Linked DNA regions of Homo sapiens: region 2 is linked to region 1. The links are chromatin loops, found by intact Hi-C in ENCODE. Cell type or tissue: PC-3. All regions are shown on one strand.

What was found. Hi-C counts contacts between places; a loop is a spot of excess contacts. Peaks named below come from ENCODE experiments on the same cell type or tissue, not always from the same donor. Only the 100,000 strongest peaks of a DNase experiment are listed, where the experiment ranks them.
Region 2: it touches region 1 in a loop (2.8-fold over the local background); 2 of 110 quality-filtered maps call a loop at or near these places.

Annotation. Positions count from the first base shown.
Region 1 is chr2:161,945,420-161,947,919 of GRCh38, forward strand. It overlaps SLC4A10 (solute carrier family 4 member 10), which reads left to right. Exons shown (of 27, transcript NM_001178015.2): 17 at 2,147-2,308. Among named protein-coding and RNA genes, the nearest start is that of DPP4, 130 kb to the right of the region's middle. In PC-3, a CTCF peak has its summit at 1,296 (motif pointing left); no DNase peak of the experiment used is centred here.
Region 2 is chr2:161,709,529-161,712,028 of GRCh38, forward strand. All of the region lies in intron 1 of SLC4A10 (solute carrier family 4 member 10), which reads left to right. Among named protein-coding and RNA genes, the nearest start is that of SLC4A10, 86 kb to the left of the region's middle. In PC-3, no CTCF peak of the experiment used is centred here; a DNase peak (open chromatin) is centred at 1,183; H3K4me3 peaks cover 1,426 bases; H3K27ac peaks cover 2,142 bases.

The DNA of each region.
Region 1 (2,500 bases):
ATAGAATTGCTGAAACTTAGAATGTGTTTGAAGAGTAATTAGTAGAAATCAGTTTGTCAACAAGCATTTTTTGAGTACCCATTGTAACTGAAACCATATGTTAGACTCAAAAAACGAGAGCAGGATTTGGATTTGGTTTTCATTTCTAAATTTCAGGACTTACTCTGTGTGTATGTGTGCATGTATGTATGTGTGCATGTGTGAGTGCCTCTGTGTGTGTATTGGGGATACAATTAGTATAAATCTGAAAATAATTGTTGAATTTAGCAGGTCACAATTTTTCTCTTTTAAAATTAGCATTTTGTTTCCTCCCAAAGAGAAAATAAATAACATTTTCAAATATGCTTTGAATTAATGTAATTAGGCAGACCATTGGCAAATTATAGAGTGTAAGACAGCTAAGGAACCCTTTAAATGTCATCTATGTTCTTAAGAATTGAGAACAAGATCCCGCCAAATGACTTTTATACCTGCAGAAATGACAAAAGATGCTCACAAATTTATAGATAATGTGTTTATCATGGAACTTTTAGCTCCTTTTTCTATGTAGCAATTTTGCTACCCATTATATTGCTTAATAATTGCTCTGCTAGCATTTCTGGACAGGTGCAGAAGAGGATGAAAAACACAAGGATTCATTTTTGCCACCTTATCTATTTTTAAAGCATTTTGAAAGAAGGAAAATTAAAACTTTAATTAAGGCCTGGGGGATTTTTCTGTGGTTTTTCAATTAGCCAAGTTGCTGTGCTCTGTATTAGCTTAACATGAATAATTGGAATTTAACTTTGCCTATCAAGGAAGATGTTTGCAGTTAAATTAGAAAAGGAGACAGATTCTTTAAGACAATAATAAGGTGTATTAACTATATTTCTCAAGACTCTCAGGCTTAGGGTAGCTAGCAACTCCAAGTAGATTTTACTAGTTGTTTGTTTTCAGATGACAGTGTAGCTATTTGTAATTTATTCTACAATCTTTGGAGTGTATTTACTTTTTGCTCTACAAAGATTTCAGGCCTAAAGTTGGGCAGACTCTGTGTTTGTGATCAATCTATCAGTTCATATTTGTCTCCAAGATCTCTCTGCAATTCAATTTATGTTCAGGGCAAGAATATCTCAAGGACTAATGAGATCACTGGATCATTTAAACCATTATTTCCTGTTTTGAAATGTAAAAATACTTTAGTAATCTAATTTTTAAATAAGATAAACCAAAGTAAGTTTAAAATAACTTTTTTTCATTCAAAATATTTGTTTGAAATGCTCAGTTTTTCCTGGAGGAAAAAAATTTTTTTGACTTTGCTGCCACCTCATGGCTAAGGCAGTAATTAGAAATAGTTCTTCAGGCTCTTACAGAACTACAGTTGCAGAAGAAAAAATAATCCATGGAGAAGTCATAGTAAATATGAGCTTTGCCTTGCTCATGTAGTAATTTTATTTCATTTGTTCTTTAGTCCAAGTTCGATAGTCCCATCTTTGACTTACAAGTTCATTTCAGTCATTGTATGTCATAGTTTTCTTGTTGCCTTTCTCATCTTTCTTGGCAGCTTTTGGACTAGATAATTCTACAAAGTCATTGTTCTTAGTCAATAAGCAATAATAATCTCACTGCAGAAATCGTGTTTGTATCACAGCTCTGCGGCCACCCACCAGTGGTGAGGCCACAACAAATTATTTAACCCCTTTATGCTTCAGTTTCCTCAGACATGGAATATTAATAATAGCATGAACATATTTTATGGTATTGGTGTGAAAAGTAATTTAAATGATGTATTTAAATAGCTGGGCATAGTGTCTGACCTTAGTAACCAATCACTATTACATATGTCATATTTTCAATATATCTCGTGTTAGGAACTTAGTAGATATTAGATTTAATACATACTAATTAATTGGTAAATCAATCGTTTTATACATTTAAATTTAAAAAGCAGTTCATGTTCAAATTTTTCATAAACCTTTGCATATTTCTCACCACCCATCCAAGTTGAACTTGAAACTCGTAATGTAATGCCTGCTAAATCATTGTGAGAGCCATAAAGGAAAAGCCTCAGCATCTGAACTACAATTGATCAGAAGGTGTTAGTTTTCTGCAAGAAATGTGTCCGGTTTTTTCTTAGTAGCTCCATTTGTTTTACTTCCTCTGGCAGGAATGCAAATCATTGCATGGAGAGTATGTTGGACGGGCCTGTGGCCATGATCACCCATATGTTCCAGATGTTCTATTTTGGTCTGTGATCCTGTTCTTTTCCACAGTTACTCTGTCAGCCACCCTGAAGCAGTTCAAGACTAGCAGATATTTTCCAACCAAGGTACTTAGACTATTTCTTGATCTAAATGTAAAATAACATAGGACAAAAGAAAGAGTAATTGATGTAATAAAAGGAGCCACTGAAAGGCTTTTGTGTGAGTGAGCTGCCAGGTTAGTTGTGGAGTGAGATGAGGGGCTGAAGAGAAAGAATTTGTGATGCAGGTGCTGGGAGTGCATATGCAGGCTTTTCTCC
Region 2 (2,500 bases), 240 kb before region 1:
AATCTGTTTTTCACAAAGAAAGCTTGTGACATTTAAGCTTGTTGAAGATTTTTTGACCCAGAGAGCTTCGTCCTTTGCTTACTTTCATTTTCAAACTGAAAATACTTGACTATGTTAAACATGCAAATGATTTGGATTTCGATGTCCATTTTGTACTGAAACTCTGCCATTTATTTTAAACTATTTTCACCCATCAAGTTATATATAATGCATTTAACTTTGATTTGTTACAGCATGTCCTCAGAATTATATACTTGGATAAGAAACTACCTATATTTGACATTCAGATTTTGAAGGAAATATATTTCATTTTTCAAAATATTGTACATGCTTCTGCCTCAATGTTAGAGAACTTTTCAGGTACTCCATATTAAATGATCAAAAAGAGAGAAATATATTGCAGCAGTTCTCAACAGCAAGATGGTTTTGTCTTTATGATTCTGTAGCCTGATTGTAATTTAATGCCTTATCAGGGTGAAATGACATAGATTAAAAAAATGAATATATTTAAGGAAGTCTGAAACAATGAATTGATTCAGTTAAGGGGTTTCTCCTTTTTAATTAAAAACACATTCTGCCTACTGATATTGACTATAATTTATATGTTATTCAGGCTACTTAGCCAGCTTATATTCTTATTAGTAGGGAAGATTGGCATATTCTTAAGCTTGATTAATTTTGAAATGATTTGAATATACCTTTTAATTGCAACAAAATATGTCTAATCTGTTAGAATTTATTTCCAGTATTTGCATGTATTAGTCATTATGAGTACATTCTGTTTCTTGGCATTGCTTTGGGATTCCTCTTGGTATTGGTTTCACAGCATTCTGCTATTTTTCACTGTATTCCTGACCTTTCAAGAGAACCAAACTGTAAAGATTTTTAGTTACTTTCTGTTAGTGGCATTTAAATGAGGATATCGATAATTTTGTAAGGTGGAAAAAAATTACTATTTTAGAATTGTCATTTCTGTCACAAATCAGAGAAATTTTTCTCTATTACTATTTCAAAATATACTACAATAAAAAGCAAAGACTGGTTAGAATGTAGTTAAATGCAATGTCAATCTTTCTTCTTGCATGGCAGGATAATCTTGATCTTTGGAATGATAAAACTGATTGTAAACTTGCCCAGTAATGATTGGTCATCTTCCTTACAAAGGCTGCCTTCGTTTATACTATTTTACATGCATTTCATTATACATCATAAAGGTTTTAAAGGTAAGCTGCCTATAAAAACTATTTGAGTAATTCTTCAATTCAGTAAACATAGTAAAGGCTGAGCATTGGATGATACTGTATGTATTTGGTGTTATGAGGAATGCAGAAAAGAAAAAGTCATTTCCTGCTTTCAAGGAGATTAGAAAATATATACAATAAATTGTGTTCACATTTTGAATTGATTTTTGATAGGCAGTATGCTACAATCAGTTTTAACTTAATCTATAAGCTGATGAATCCTAGAAGGAGTTACATGTAACCTTTTTTCCTCATGTAAATTTCTTGATATTAGATAAATGAAGGCTTAGGTCAAACTGTATCATTATGCATCCCATAACTTTATTGAAAATTGCATTAAAGACTTTTAGAGTGCATAGTTTCTCGTATAGGGCTTTATAAACTGTGAATCAGTAAAATAGCAAAATAGCTTTGCATGTTGTATAAGCCATCATTGTCAGTATGAGACTGAAGGTGCACCCAGTCCACTGGCAGGAGGCAGAAGTGTCAGCTCAACATAGAGACTTGATCAATCCTGTCTAATTCCAGGCTCAGTGTGGGTAATTAAGTATTATGGAAGGGGTTTTGACTTTATAGGGATAAAACTTGGAAATAAAGAGTAGCAAGTATGGAAGTGTCTGTTACTAACTAGGTCATTTGGAGAGTCCTTTGAATAAAATGGGGGAATAGGATTTACCTCAGGTTCTGAGAAAGCGGATCAGGACCAACTAATTATGGAAGTGGACCTTAGCTGCTGCTTGGTGAACAGTCAGGCATTACTCTCTTCTCTTTCATTCCAATATGTTTGCTGAAAGTTGCAGGAAGGTGGGTGGAGAAGATGCAAAGCCCTTGTTTCCCCAGAATCCCAAACTGGAACACGCTGCCTGATAGTGCCTCCAAAGTGCCTGTTTCCTTGTATTAGAGCAATAGAAAATTGATTTGCAAATTCTTCTGGTTTGTAATGGCTGGCTGCAGTAAGAGGCTTGTGCAATGGTTCAGTGTCTGGACTGCCATGTTCTCTGGGTTCAAATCTTAGCTATGCTACTTACTGGCTGCATGATCTTGGCTTGTTTCCTGATGTGTAATATAGGGATAATAATGGCACCTACCTCAAAGAGTTGTGGTAAACATTAAGTGAGTTAATGTATGTGAAACACTTATAAGAGTACCTGACATATATCAAACATATTATTGTCAACATCCTTTGTCGACAGACTTTGTTATAGACATTCTAAGAGGTTGGATGGGCTATTGGCAAGACTTTGTAACAGTCATCATGC